Regions from separate parts of the Mus musculus genome. Here region 2 is linked to region 1. A link is a loop called in an ENCODE intact Hi-C map of the cell type or tissue named here. Cell type or tissue: left cerebral cortex. All regions are shown on one strand.

Region 1 (8,000 bases):
TGGTCATAGAGCAATTTACACAAAAGGAGACATATATTTATATTTCTTGCCCCCTCCCCCCCAGATCTGGTTTTCTAGGCAGTAGTGTTGCTCAAGGTAAATAGACAAAAACATATCTGGCCACAGGGTGTTGGCTCATGGTTACAGCTCCTTGCAGATGACAGGTACTCAATGAACACAGATGGGTTGGCCTACCTCAACTGCCTCTTGCTTCTTCTAGAAGTAAATCTAGTCTATGCAAGCTTACAGACCGTTAACAGAAATAAAAGATAGCATTTTGTCCTGCAGCGTGTCAGGGTAGGAGTTTGTCTCCTAGGGTCGCACTAACCCTGGTCAGGCATCTAGCCCGGCCGGCTCTCAGTCCTGCATGAAGTGCATCCGAAGAGTGAAAAATGACCCTATTTCAGATGCATTTTTCACCCTTTGTATCTTAGTGAGACTCACATGCAAGAACAATGACTAAGCTAATTACCACGGTTCATTATGACAGAGCAGCAGGAAGAGCTCCCTCAGACGCAGTTAAGTCTTCAACAATCATGAGGGGTTTTTTTGGAATCAAAGTTCTGAATCCAAGCTACTTGCTCATGGCCTTCCAAGGAACTGAAACCACCAGACAGGACACAGGGGCCCACTTACCCACACTCGTTACTGGACAGAGCCTTTCCTGTGCAGCAGGCCAGTGAACCGAAGTCTTCTGGGTTTTTAAGTTGCCCTCACTCTAAGGACTATGGCTGACGTCACAGCCATCGTTCAAATCCATCAAACCAAGGGAGGCATGACCAGATGGTGCCGGGTACTATTAGAGGGCATCAAAAGAAGGGGGGAGGGGTGGCAAAATGCCCACAGATCTAAATCAAACTCAAGTTAACCAGATGCCTGGTGATGGAGACATCACAGTATTCCTGCCCATATTCGAGTGCATCTCAGAAAGGCTTCTCAGAATGAGTACCCATGTGGCATTCTTAGATGGGTACCAATATTCTGCAGGCTCCAGTAAGAAGTGTTAGTGGTTTGCTGCTCTACCTAAGCATTGCCAGTAGAGAAATCTCAGGACCATGCATTTAACTGTCTTCTCGGAGCATATCTCAGTGACCTAAACAAAAACCCTGGCAGTCAGCAAAGCAAATCTCAGCTAGGAATGAGCTGTAGTGCATCTTCAGATATTTAGGTTTCTAGTTATACAGGCCCAATCTCGGAGCTTATCTGTAATGTTTAGGTATCTAAGTCAGGATAAATGCTTGTGTGTAACACATGCTAGCTTGAGAGAATGAGTCTGTCACTCACTACATTAACCACTACTAAAGAGAAGTTAATTTCCTGGGTAGATACTTAACATCATGAATAAACACAGCACCAGAATCTATTGTTTTATGCCATCAAAAAGACAGTAAAACACTCCCCCCAGCTGTCTAAGATTTTACAATACTGGAAGAAAAGCCTTGGAGATTTTCTCCAAAGGGAATATTTCTCCTTTTCAAGGGGCAGAGACTAAAGCAACTGAATAAAAACGTTAACTCTTTCCCTGAGACCTCAGCATTGAAATAAACAAAAGATTCTACTTTATTGCACCAAGTATCAAGCAGAGGGAAGGGGGAAACACATATATTTTGGTACTGCGGACTTAAAATTCGTAATAGCTATTAGTTTTGAGAGGAAGTAGCCCTCGACCTTTCCTACAACTAACCAGATGCAGCGTTGCATGTAAGGAAAAGAAGCCTTAGTGGCTGACACGGGGTCCGGTTACTGTACACAAAGTCGGGGGGGGGCACGTATATCTATAACAACGATGTGCGGTCCCTCTCTAAGGATGCTGGAGTTGACTACTGACCAGTCCAATTCCCCCAGTGCTCTAACTCAGACCCTACTGCAATACTTCCCCTACCTCTTCCCCAGCGCGCTCCACATTTAAGAAAACAACAACACCACCAAAATAACCAAAACAAACAAAACAAAAAAAATCCCAAGTTATTAGATTTAAATAGTACAATGGTCCTGGTAGCCGAATAATGAGAAAAAATTCCAAACTCAGCTTGCATCCACACCTTCAAGTTCTTAGAACCCAAGAGTTAGACGCCCGACTGGGAGCTGAAAGCGCTTCCAAATTTCCCCAGGGCAGCTACTGCCTCGATTTCTACAGAGGGTCATTGCAGCAGAATCTGGAAGTTTCCCTACCTGGTTGTTGGGCTCGGTTTGCCTGCCTCTGCTCCAGGCTACAAGACGCCTCTGGCTGCGAAAGACGCGGCTCATACAAAATTGACTTTTCCTTATTTGTTTCCATCCATAATTGATGGGGAGCTGAGAGCGTAACACGTCTCCCGGCCGAGCCCTTGCCGCCTGGAGGAGACCCGGTCTATGGCGCTTCTGTGGAGCATTTTTTCAGCCAGAGAACAAAGCACGCAAAGTTGCGGGGGAGAGTGGCTGGGAGACCCGCGAGTGGGTGCTCACGGTCCCCGCGTGGACAGTCAGTGGCTCCGCACTCCCAGGCTGTCCCTGCGTTCTCCCGGCCGAAGCTGGCCCGGCGGCCCGGGCTGCGCTGCGGGCGGGCTGGAGGCTCCAAGCCCCGCAGCGAGGAAGGCGGGCTCACCCTGACGGCTTGCGGAGCGGCGCCGAGCCGGCCCTGCCAAGAAGAAACTTTTCCTCGCAGCCCAGGGTGTCTTTTCTTCCCTTAGGGGTGCGCCTCAGAGGAGGGGTGCGCCTAGGAGGAGGGCCGAGCTGCCCCGCCCCGCCCCCAGGCCGCCCACCGGCCAGCTGGGACTGGTCAGCCAGACCTCCCCTGGCGCCTCGGGCACCGCTGGAGACCGTGTGGCTTGGGAGAGCAATGAACTCCCGGGAGCTACGACGCTACGCCCACGCAAACACACGCGTCCGCACACAGCTGCGCTGCGGGCTCCCGGCTCGGGGTCCCACCCCCATCACGCACCCAGAGCGTCAGCGGAGCTTGGGCGACTGTCTTACCTCTCATGGGGAAGCCTGCTTTTAAAAACAGACAAATGAAGCTTGTCACGGTCAGACAGAAGAGCCAATCAAGACAGTGTGCAGAAAGAGCAATCCCACGGTCTCGGGTCTCGTCTTGCGATCTATCCTGAAACTCACTCGCTCCAGCCCTGGCGGCGGCTGCGGCGGCGGCGGGACCCAGCGCGAGCAAAACAAACCGCTGCTCGGCAAATGGTGTAATTCGATCCATCTCCGAGTCGCTCCCCTAGATCTCCGCTCCCTGGCCACTCTGCAGCTCCCACAGCGGCCAGCGCCGCCCAGAGCCCCACGCGCGCCGCGGCCTCGACCCCGGTGGCCGCCGCGTCCCTGATCGCGCACGGCCGCGCGCCCAGGCTCTCCCACCTTATCCGAGCGGCTCCTCCCGCGCCTCCCGGAGCCGGGTCGCCCAGCTGGCGCCGCCTCTGTAGCCAGCAAAGCCGCCTCTCCCTTCCCTTCCTCTCCCTTCCTCCAGGCGCCCTCACTACTCTCCCACACTCCCCCAGACGTCCCGAGGACAAATTGCTGCAGCCCAGTGGTGCCATGGGCGCAGTTGTACCCCGAAGTTTTGACTTAGTTTTCTAGTGTAGGATTTATTTTTTGGCTCATTTTACAAGCCCCCTCCCCCATTTATCTTTATAACCACCAAGTAAAACAGCTGGGAAGACGCAATCAAACATAGCTGTAGCTTTAGAAAATACAGAAATTGCCTACTAAAAATCTTATTTCCACTTTGAATGAAAGCCATTCAGTACAGTGTAATTTTGCAGGCTAATGAGCCGGTTTTACAGGCAAGTGTTTCGTTTAATACGTTGTGGGAGAAATGAAAATGTCCTTGAAGCGACATCATTTAAGATGTACGGACTGTCATAAATGAAATAAAAGAATCATTTATTCCCAAACAAGAGGATCTTAATTCAAAGTTCATTTCCAAGAACGGGCTATGTTTATTAGTTTCCAATCTAATCATGTATCACTTAAGGGTTCTAAGTGGCTGGAATCAACCCTGATGCCCTCTCTTAAAGAGAGAGAAAGAAGAGAGCATTTCCGCCAAACTTTTGGTTTTCCTTTGAGTGTGGTTAATTACCATGGAAAGAGAGACCCGGCATGGAAGCATATTCTTGTCTATGATTTTTCCTGCTTTTCTCTCGCACATAGATATATGTTTACATTTAGGAAGAACACTGCCCTGGAGTTGAAAAGGAACTTCAAAAAAGACAACCCCTTTTAAAATGCAAGCTCCCCCCCCCCACCCTGTTCCTCCTGTTACAAGAAAGGGATGGGGGGACAGAAAGAGCAGCTTCCGAGGCTAGCTCAGTGTTGGTTTTGTTTTTTGTTTTTTTGTTTTGTTTGTTTTTTGTTTTGTTTTGTTTTGTTTTGTTTTGCTGTTAAGTTTTTTGTTCCTGGTTGGCTGGTGTTTTCTGGTTGTGTGGGGCTCTGACATCACTGCAAGTTACTTGGCAGTCAAGGTCCTCCCCTGGCCAACTTCTGACCCAGAAAGCTGGGGCTGTTTCCTGGCCAGCAGTTATTTCTTGTTTTCTGCTCTGCGGGCAGAGGGTGGTACTGGCCACCCTGTGAAGATGCCAAGTGAGGAAACAAGTCACCGGCCACCCCGACAGGTTTGCCAGTTGTCCCATGTCTGCAGGAGCAGCAAAGGTTCATTTCAGATTCCTGAATCCACCCCCCACAAACACCCCCAGTCAACATCTCACGTTGTAGCTCAGGCTAGCCTGGAGCTTATTTAGCCCAGGCTGGCTTCAAACTTGAGGCAGTCCTTCTGCTGAAGCAGAAGAGACTCTGGAGCATTGAGATTACTAAGAGTGAGTTACAACATTCAGTATAAATTGGGTTCCTGCACATGTGGGCAGCCTTAGAGGAAAAGATACCCAGAGATTACAGTTTTACCCAGACCGAGTCTTTAAATCCGGGAATAAAAGGAATGATGGTCTGGTGGGTTGCTGGAGAATATGCTGATGGGTCCTTTGAAACCATGAATTACATGTTTTCACTTTAAATATCAGCCTGGACCTCAGAGTCATCCTTCTGTTTGCTCTGTCGGAGGCCGAGAGGCCAGAGCATGACATGGGTAGAAAGGTCAAAGATTACTCTTGAGGATTTACCATGTCTGTGTTGTGTGTGAGAGGGGGAAGGGTGGGAGTTGGGGGGTGTTGAGAGGAAAATGACACTCTTCATTTAGTCTTTAGTAGAAAAGCATCCAAGGAAAGCACTCAGGCGGCTGTCACTGCAGTGGTTCTGATTCCCATCATTTCTGTCCACTTCATACCATTCAGCTCTTTAATCCTGTTAACTTCTGCCAATTCCCGTTCTCCCACCCACTCTGCACTCTAGGCACTAACATTGGCTCACACTCTGCCCCTCACTGGAGCACACTCTCCTGATGTTCCTGCTTTCTCTGGTATCCTATAAAGTGGTTCAGCTTCATTTCTGATTTCTTGATTGAACAACAAGTTGTCTAGGTGTCAGAGTACCCTCAGCCCACAAACCCTCTGTATGGGCCGGAATGACTGTCTTCTCTGTTATGAAATGTTATTTAATTTATCTTGCTTAGGATGTCTCCCAACTGGACACTTGTTAATGGGCCAGGGTTCTCCTCTTCCTTTCCTGGACAGGCCTGGTGCCCAGCACTGGGGGGCACACTCAGTAAATACTTGTGGAACAGGTGTGGCGCCAGAGCCTGCAACATTCTCATACTCTCTTCTGGGCCAGATAAGAAAGGCGTGTTACTGCTATATTCGATAGCCCTCCATAGTAATGCATGCTAGGCACCGACTTTGTGCCCCAAGGTCTTAAAGTCCCACTGAGGATGTTTGTTCAGTCGGGTGAGGCAGGAATTGGATAGACACACTTTTCACCCCCCTCCCCCAAAGGCTGACTCTACCTGGCTAACAAATACACTTTGGTATTCTCTGTGTGGTTTTCCCATCAATGATAAGTAATAACTCATTTCCAATTGAATTGTAAGTATAAAAGGGAATCTAAAATCTACAGAAAATCTCTGCGTGTGATTCTCAGTAAAATGTATCAATTATCAAATAGTGCAGTTTCTTAACCATTAAACGACTAGCTATTAAACCGTTAAACCTATGAAACAAATACCATGCTTAACATCTGCCAAGCTGTTCTAAGCATTTCAAAAATATTAGTGTGCATCAATTCTATGAGGGAAATACTATTATTAACACCATGTTAAAGGTGAGGAAACCTACAAAATAACAACAACAACAACAACAAAGAAGCAGAAGAAAGAAATGTAGGTGATTTAGTTAATGTCGCACATGTAATTAGGTTTTGTGTGCTCCATCTTATTTAGTGGGGTCTGAATAGCAACCGCTAAGAATGAAGTGTTTGGAGTTTATACAGTTTGCATTCAAATCCAGCCACTTCCCAGTAGATTTGCGATTTGGATAATTTATTTAACCACAGTGGGCTTCAGTCTCCTTATTTGCAAAACAAGCATGCTAATAAAACTTTAAATGGCTTCTGTGGCTGACTGGAAGGTATAATACAGGTGACATGTTTAACCTCTTGCCAGGAGTACAGCAGGCATGGAATAAACACTAGACAATACTTTTCTAGATATCACAAAGGCAATGCAATCCTGGGATGCTACAGAACTGGATCAGAAACTCAATTCAGACTCACAGGAAATGTGAGGCTCAGGACTCAATGGGTGTGTTATAGATTTTTGTTCAGTTCTATCTCTACTCCTGTCTGCATGGGTTATGTCTTTTAATTCAGATATTCATACTATTATTCAATTGATGGGAACAATGTTTTGCATGAATTTTCACAAATAACATAGTGTAGGATGTAGATTTTCATGGTTTAAAATATATCAGAATTCCAAAGAGAGAGGCAGTTTCTCTGATGACTTCAGTTTGGAATGCACGCACCCTATTCCTTACACTCACACATTATAGAAAGTGTTTTTGTGGCAAGGGACTGCTTTCAAAACTAATCTAAGCTCTCCATGCCATAATAAATCATTAATAATACAGACCCACGTCTCTGCATCTGCATAGACACAGCTGGCCTCCTTGTGTCAAGAGTTTGCATATGAAAGTGACTCTGCCAAGATATTTCATTTTAATGAAAAATATTTATCATGGTAAATCTTAAGCCTCAAGACTTTACTGACATAATTCATTTCTATTGCTGTTTTATGCTAGTGTGGCAATAGCCATGCCCATATTTGGAATGATAAAAATTTACTTTTTTAAAAAAAATACTTATTTTGATTACTATTCTACCTTAGCATGAATAATTTCTGCCACTTGCTCTGTGTAAAGAAAATGCACCGTGCATTTTTGGAAACAAACCAATCACTTTACTTTTACTAATGCTTTCACAGGAGCCACTGCATGGACACTGGAGGCTTTCAAATACTATTTTTCCCCACAGCTTTTAATATTGCTAGGTCTTTTTGAAGACAGACAAAAGATGAGCATTAAGCATCCTTTTATCTGTACATTATATACATCCTATCATCCACACAACTGTCTGAGTCACTTGTAAGCTATAAGGAATAAGATTTATTTAAACCCATGCAAATCTATAGTAAAATAAACCCCACTGTTTAAGCTGCAAATGTCTGTGTTACTGGTTAGGGTGATAGGATAGTGTTTCTCTGATCATTTCAACATCACCAAATTCTCTCTCTATAGAAGTGTCCAGCCATTAGAGGCACAAAATGTGACTTGTTGCCAGAAGCCACTAGAGCCACCTACTGGCTAAAAACACAACACAAAACAAATAAACAAAACAGAATGGGATTCTGGGTAATTTATATCTTTCCAAATACATGTTTTGCTTTTTCTGTTTGTTTTTCAGTCAGGGTGCGAAATAGACAGTTTCCTAACATCAGATGTATGGAGTTATTACAAATTACACAGCTAAAATATGAGGGAGGGAAGGCATTCCGAATGGGGGACAGGAAGAAATTGATACTCTGCTATAAAAATCAATAGTAAGCCTTATTAGTGTTCAGCTGTAATAATAGGCTTGTCCAA
Region 2 (8,000 bases), 110 kb before region 1:
TCTTTGCTAGAATACAGATCATCCTTTGAACAAGATTCGGGCAGAAGGTCATGATCTCCTCATGCCTCAGTGATGATGAAATCTAGCAATATGTTGTCTAGAGTGTAATTGGTTTTGTAATGGACTCTTTTTACATTTGTCGCTAACACAAAAGATGTGGGAACAGATCTATTTTAGAACCGATAGAAACAAACACAAGGCTATAAACAGCAAACTGTCAGCATTTTCCTACCTTCCAGAGGGCCCAGGTGTGGTGACACGCCCCAAACCCAGCACTCAGCTAAAGCAGGAGGATCTCAGATTCCAGGCCAGCCTATCCTACATAGCAAGCTTATATAAAAGAAGAAAAACTGTAAGAAATAAATCCAAATATTCAACTGGGTAAGGAGAAGTGCTGTATGAGGAGTTGACAGAGTAAGGTTCTTTGTTTATAAGGTATGATTTCTTCAATAGGGGCAAAACCCTTGAACAAACAGAATTATCAGCCAGATCCCCTAGAGCAGACCTAAGGCAGTGTCTAAGTGCTGGTGTTTCACCGAGGTAGACCATGGGGGTATAAAGAGTGTGTCACGAGAGCGGGCAAAGCGAGTGAAGTGCAGTGGCTTCTCAGGCAGCCCCAGGTGTGCAAAGAACACCAGCTGGCTACTTGCAGGGCTCTGTATGTGCCAAGGGGCTCCTCTGCTCTGCAAAGGAATCAGGGAGAAAAGGGGGGGCAGTTTGCCTGTTGATGTCTCTCTGCTCCTTTCTCTGCTCACCAGGTATGTCTCACTGATGCTAATCCCCACATACTTCCATTGCCAGCCTTTGTGACTCAGTCCTTCTGAGTGAGCCATTTACTCCTCCAAATGAGAGGGATTTGTATAAGAAGCTCCAAAGAGGGCACCTGAGCTGCTATCCGTGAGAAGAGGCAATTTGATGTCCAAATTTGGTCAAAATCAAGGTCTAGAGCAGATATCAGGAAAGAGCCATAAACTGATTCCAACTTAAATACTCAGTATTTAATTGTAAGAGTTCTAGCATCTGCATGGAGATGACAGTTAGCCTTGGGATTTTGTTATATGTGGAGAACCAAATACTTATTATCATAGAAGGTTGGAGGGTCATGGAACTGCTCAGGAGAAGCAGGATGAATGAGGTCTCTAACTAAGAGTGCAGGCTGTGTCAGAACTGCTGTACCTTCACTTCTCAGACTGTTGGATATTTCAAAACTCATCCAGCTTACTGGAAACATTATCACGATAAAATCAGAGTGACTGTAAGTCCTTTGTGAATACATTTCGCAAAGCCAAAATGTTTGGAGATCACACATAACATTGCAGCCAATCAGGGTTTACTGGTTCACATGTGTGCCCACAGTCCACCTCGAAAACATGGTTATTAGAGCACTGATTTGCTCTAATAGTTGAGCTAATAGGCTCTATCTATCTGGTACCAGAAGTTATTCAATTAGCCCAACTGTGAGTACCATAAATATCAGGATGCAATGTCCTCTGGAAGTCAGATTTGTGTGGCCAAGGACACTATATACACTGCCTTGAGCAGAAGGCTTCAAGAACAAGGCACCGAGGTATATTATTTTTAAAGTATTTTAAATTCATTTTAAGTGCCTGTAAGTGTGTGTGTGCATGCACACACGCTTGCACATATTTGTGCAATGCCCAAATAGGCCAGAATATCAGATTCCCTTGAATTCCAGCTCCTGGGAGTTGCCTGACATGCACACTGGGACCTGAGCATAGGTCTTCTGCAAGCACTAGGTCCTCTTCATCACTGCACCATCGCTCTTGCTCCCATGTGCCTTATTTTCAAGAATTCTACATAACCCAGTGTCTCTCAAAAGTTTTTTATTATATACCATTCCTCTTTGTGTAACAATAACCCACCATCTGAGGCACTGCTCGCATAGAAAATATGCCACCTCTAGACTCTCTTGAAGTGACATGTAACAGGCTTGAATTCTGGCAGCTAAGAACTAAGTAAGCATTGTGCTCCAGGCCTGCTTGTGACATCAATTCTCTGTCACTTTAAAATCAAGTCACACACCCACACTCTGACTTAGTTTCTTCATTTTCCAAGTAGGAAAAAAAAATGCTATCTTACAAGAGCGTCAGGAAAGGCAGAACAAGGACTGGATGCAAAGACGTTTTGAAGTTAAAAAGCAAGGCAAGTGAACTCCTCACTTCTCAAATGAACAATGTGGCTTACGATTGATTCAACAAGCGCCCTCCTTTTTACAAATGAGTTCTGCACTGATCTGAGCAGGTTTTGTCTTTTCCAGCAGACTCTCACATCATTTTATGAATGCAGAAAGCCAAGAAGAGCGGATGTTGAGTGGTTGCCAGAGTGAAATGAGCAAGCTCCGCTGCCAGCTTCCCACCAAAAAGTAGGTGCTTGGACCATTTTATTCAAAAGCGGTTCTTTGAAAGCACTATGTGCTGAATAAATACCCGAAGTGCAATGCTTGTGGGGCTTCCTTGCTGGGGTGACAGAGAGGGAGTCACTGAGCCGAAGGGCACACATCGCTCCTGTGCGCTCCCCCTGAGTCAAAATGGAAAGAGAAAAATCGGTCACAAAATCCTAGAATGAAAAAAAAAAAATAGAAAGAGACTTTAAGGTTTAATCTGTCCCCTTCCCCCATTTGGCAGAGCGGTAAACTGCATAGAGAGCTAAACCGACTTATTCCTGAGAAAGGGAGTTTTGGAAGAACTCAGCCAAAGGAGTCCCTGTAAATCAAAGCCAGTGCCCCTCCTTTAGGCAGTACCTCACTTCTGCCTTTTGATGTGCGAGCCTTCAACTATAGGCAAGCATGTCAGGATTGTGCAACCCCCTCTGGTTAGAATATGAAGTGCCCCCCCGCATGCTTGAGTACATGGTCACCTACCTGGCAGTGGTATTTTGGAAGTGCACCTTTAGGAAGTGCGTAGACCCTGTACAGAGAAAGGGCACCCCCTGGAAGGGTGGGCCTGAGGTTTTACCGTCTAGCCCCACTTCCTGTCTGCTCTCTGCTTCCTGACCTTAGATACAATTCGACCAGCTGCCTTACACTTCCGCCGCCATGCCTTGCCCTGGGCTTATAAACCACAATAAATCTTCCTTGCTTACTGTGCTTCTTGTCAGGTACCTAGGGCCAGCAACCCGGAAATTAGTGATCCGCCTCCCAAGTGTGGCTGAGCAGACACTCAACCTGAGTGAGCAGACACTTAACCTGCGCTCTAGTTAAAGTGGATTTTCTACAAAGGCGATATAGAGGATGTCAGAGAAAAGTAGAAACGAAGCAGGCGGTGTTTCTTAGTCAGAGCCTGACTCAGGGTAGGACATGGGAGGGTGTGGGTGAGCTGTGTTTTGATTCATGGAAGGAAGGTTCTAGAACACAGGCCACAGTCCGCACAGCTCTGCCTTCTAGGCAAGGAACTTGGCTCTTATCTCTCACACCTGCTGGCTGCACATTTCTAGGGAGGAGGGTTTTGTTTTTTTTTTTTTTTTTTCTTTTACCCTTTAAAGCAAGATGATTCTTGTCCTCAGAGGCAGTTTTCTGGGGAAGAGGAGCAGCTGGGAGACATTGTCAGCCTCTCTTACAGCTCCAGGTGTGGCTAGGATCATTGCTAGGTCAGGGATCTGAGCCTTAGAGTGTAGCTCAGGAGCAAAGTGTGGGTAGAGTGAAGGGGAAGGCTAGGGAGAGAGAAGAGGCAATGTCTAAGGTCGCTCACTGACTTAGAAGCAGGTATTCCCTAGGACTCCCGAGAGCTGGATAAGACAGAAGTCCAGGGGAAGTGCTTCGGGCCTTTTTTGTCTCTCTCCTTCTCATTTCCTTTAGGGTTTCTTCTAGGTTTCAGCTTCAATGATGAACAAAGGTAAGAGGAAGACACACTCGATGCTGTCCCCAGTGCGTTGATAACCATCCTTGAGCCCGCAGTTGTCCAGAGAGTTCATCTCTGACTGTCTCAGGCAGTAGAGGGAGTGGCCAGCTGTGCTGAGTGCTCCCGGAGAAGTGGGCATAGCGTTCCCACCGTGAAGCGTGAAGCCCTGGAAAGCACGCCCTTCACCCCCTCTCAGGTTGCCATGCAAACTCCTGTTCTCAGCCGGCCATGTGAGTCAGCAGAGATGGGAATGCTCATTTATTTGCACAAACTTATGTCAACAGTGCTTTCCAAAACAACCCACTCTTCTTATCATATCATGAAGGAAATATTCATTCCTGACAGTCTTCAGCATAGCTCACATAACAGTCTGTTGATGGGAATGGGTTTAGCACACACCCATTTGAGGAAATAGAGGTTCAGAGAAGTATAACTGGCTTGGCCAAGCACACGGAGTTAATTAATGCCAAGAACTTAGTGTTACTTTAATTAATGCCAAGAACTTAGTGTTACTTCTCTCTCTATCTCTGTCTGTCTGTCTGTCTCTCTGTCTCTGTCTGTCTGTCTGTCCTCTTGTCACACTGGGGATTGAGCCTCATGCATACCAAGCAAGTATTTTACCATATAGCTATATTCCCAGACTTTTTGTGCTTTTTGCTTAAGCACAAAGTTTGTGTAAAGTTCCCCAGGCTGTCCCTGAGTTCACTGTAGCATTGGTAGGCCTCAAACCTTGTGATCCATCACCTCAGCCTCACATTTAGCTGGGCTTACAGTCCCGAGCTGATAGGCCCAGGTAAGTGTCACTATTGTTTGTATACAGGCACATGTGTACAGGTGTTTCCTTGTTTCTGAAAACCAGAGGCTAGTGGTATTTTCTTCTATTTCTATCTACTTTGTTTCCTGAGGCAGAGTCTTGGTGAATCTTCAGCTCACTGACTTTTCTAGATTGCCTGGCTGGCAAGCTTCAGGAATAATCCTGCCTCTATCTCTCCAGCCTCTGGGTGTGCAGCTCTGTCTGTGCCAGGGTTTTAACATGAGTGCTAGGTATCCAAATTCAGGTTCTTATGGTCTTGTTGCAAGTACCTTACCAACTGACCCAGCTCCCTAGCCCAAAGCGCATCTTTTTTTTTTTTTTTTTAATAAGCAAACAATTGGATGCCAAAGTACCAAAGCTTGGGCTGAGAACCAAATAGTCCCTGTTGCATCAAAGCTGTCAACCACAACCCTCACTCCCAACACCAAGAAGGCACAGTGCATAAGGCTTGCCTTTGAAGTCTCACAGGGAATGGGAAGGATGTGGGTGTGGAAGGGACATAAGACTGAGAGAAAACGTGGAGCCTGTCTTCCCCAAACTTAGAGAAAACTCAGGGAAGTCAGAGAAGATGGGACTGGAAAGCACACTTGCCAGAAGCTGAGGTGAGCACAAAAGGTGTTCCGGGCTGGGGCACAGTAGCAGAAGGGCTGCAAGCTGAGGTGGAGTCTGGAGGGGAGATGGGGAGATGGGTGTGAACTTTGATTTGGAAACCAGGCTGTGAGTAAGGAGGTAACAGAAGGAACAAAAAAGCCAGAGCTCCCCAAGTCCTCCTGGCTTTGGGATATGGTGGGTCCTACCAGATAGGGTCACCTGCATAAAATTCATTTTTATGGTGTATTCTTTTGAGGTGCTGAAGATGTGTCTGAAGTACGCACTATTGAAATAAAATGCACCCCCAAGTGAGACTGGTGTTATCTTCTGGATAATAACCCCAGGAAATGTGGAGAGCTGAATGACAGCTAGCGACAGGGGGCAGGGTGGTGGTGGTGGAGGGGAGACAAGATAATGCAAAGAAAGAACACACAGGAGGCACCTAGGGTCATGAAGCTGGGTGCCAAGAGGCAGGGGAAGATGCTGGGACAGAAAATGTCACAATTTGTGCCTGAGGTGGCTGTGCAGAGGCTAGATGTGAGACAAAAGGAATTGCGTGGTGGGCAATGGTGCAGGGATGTCTTAGATTTACCCTTTTCCTTCTGAAATTTTAATAATTTTAGTCTTTGGGTTGAGCTGACAATGCATAGATAAACAGGGAAAAAAACGGTAACAGCTGTCAACATGTCTGAGTATGGGAGTCACAGAAGAAGTGTGGGATCCAAAGGGGCCAGACAGTAGCTGGTCATTAAAGAGGGATAAACAAAGGGACATCAATGGGGCTGCTGGAAGTAAGAGTATGCTCTGAGCAGTTGCAGAGAGGAGGAGGACAGCCTCAAGGGGTGTCCTGTGATGGAGCTAAGTGTCCCAGCCAGCCACCTGTGGTCATCTCTAACTGGGCCAGGTGTTGGATCTCTACTCTTCTTCCTGTGGGGGGAAAAATTCTTGCTAAGCTATCACTGCCCTAGAGATGTTTAGAGTTCTGTTTCCAAAAGGACAGCCCTTCAGAGTTCTTCCTGCATATGCTGAGATCTGGAATTACAATAGGCAATTGAAAACATGTCAAATAAATATGTTTGGAACAACATATTCTGATCCCTCTCTCTCAGTGTCTGAACCCTCTGAAAGGGAGCACACTATCGCTCAACCAGTGAGCATCGCCTTGGGGAGCAGAGGGTCCAGGTTCTATGCCCACCTCATGTTATTGGAAGTGGAGAGAGGAGGAAACTGGCTCACAGGAGACTCTTCTGCTCTCGTGCTGTTGGAGGAACAATGGATGTTGACTCCAAACTGGGATGTTCTTAGGCTGTGCTAAGAGGCTGCTTTATAGACAAGAGGTCCCATGCACTGGTGCAAATTTTTACAGACATGCATTATGGTAACCAACAAATTTAAATGATACTGCCTACCCATTTTTTTAAATGTATTTGTATGAACATGTGGCACATGTATGAAGGTGCCAAAAGATGTCAAAAGAGCTCAGTCCCCTGGAGCTGGAATTTAAGATGACTGGGAGTCATCTAATCATCTTTTCTGATATTCAATCATGGATACTTTCTGCCAGTGGTAGCCAGTAGGTTTTTGTAAATTAAATAAACTAAATTAATTTCTTTTATGTATATGGGTGATTTGCCTGTGTGTATGTTTTTGTTTCAGTACCACATGCATTCCTGGTTGCCAAGGAGGCCAAAAGAGGGCATCAGAGCCACTGAAATGAGAGTTACAGACTGTTGTGGGTTGTCACATGGGTGATGGGAACTGAACTTAGGTCCTGTGCAAGGGTAGCAGGCGCCTTTAGTCACTGAGCCTTCTGTCTGACCCCTAGGCAAGTTTTAGGATGGCTAAACTCCTGCATCCTTGTTAGCATCCTACATCCCAACCTACCTAGAACAGGAGGTGACAGATGTCAATAATACATATGGGACCCAACAGTTGGATCTTCAGTAGTTTTCAGAACAAAATACAAAATAAAATTTATTTTAAAAAATGAAACTAAGCATGCAAATTGCTAGTGTACTTGTGATGAAAAGAACAAGAAAAGCCACCAGTGTGTCACACTTCTGATTCAATGTCACTTTACTAACAGTGAGACACACATGAGGACACAATTATATAAAAACAATATAGGATTTTGCCAAAGTATAAATATTATACTCAGTAAGTTAGACATACCTTTATTTCAATAGCGAATTTATATACTGAAGCACATCTGTAGCAATAAAAATAATTGCATTCACTTGTCTGAGATAGTTTACCACTCCTAGCAATATTTTAAAACTGAATGTCAGTTTGAGTCTGAGTACTACGAAAGAAAGAGAGAAAGGAAGGAAGGAAGGAAGAGAGAGAGAGAGAGAGAGAGAGAGAGAGAGAGAGAGAGAGAGAGAGAGAGAACAATCACCCATCTACTACACTCCCCCCCCCAAAAAAAACAAGAAAAAGGACTAGCAAACATAGTAGTATAGTTATTTTTTCAGTTTTACTTAATGAAGACATATTTGCTAGGGTGGGAGGAAACAATATAATTTCACTTAACAATTGGCATTTTAGCATTAACATGTTAGACTTAGAGAAATGCCTTTTCATTCTGCTGACCTCTGGAATAGTATGACTGGACCAGATGACTCGGAACAAATAACACAGACAGGATACGGCATGCTTGTACTTCTTAGCAAAAATCAAGAAAAACTGTCAAAGGCCATGGTAGCCAGCCTCCTTTCTCCTTTCTCCCTCTTCCTTCC

The links. A loop is a pair of places that touch in the nucleus more often than their neighbours do. Peaks named below come from ENCODE experiments on the same cell type or tissue, not always from the same donor. Only the 100,000 strongest peaks of a DNase experiment are listed, where the experiment ranks them.
Region 2: it touches region 1 in a loop (2.8-fold over the local background); 2 of 42 quality-filtered maps call a loop at or near these places.

The regions. Positions count from the first base shown.
Region 1 is chr2:124,605,233-124,613,232 of GRCm38, reverse strand. It overlaps a transcript of Sema6d not described here. Among named protein-coding and RNA genes, the nearest start is that of Sema6d, 44 kb to the left of the region's middle. In left cerebral cortex, CTCF peaks have their summits at 3,123, 4,522 and 7,715 (motif pointing left); DNase peaks (open chromatin) are centred at 1,076, 2,914, 3,348 and 4,466; H3K4me3 peaks cover 3,989 bases; H3K27ac peaks cover 3,368 bases.
Region 2 is chr2:124,715,247-124,723,246 of GRCm38, reverse strand. Gm34484 (a long non-coding RNA gene) reads left to right here and starts at 2,279. Exons shown (of 5, transcript XR_003953897.1): 1 at 2,279-2,383. In left cerebral cortex, no CTCF peak of the experiment used is centred here; DNase peaks (open chromatin) are centred at 2,332 and 3,341.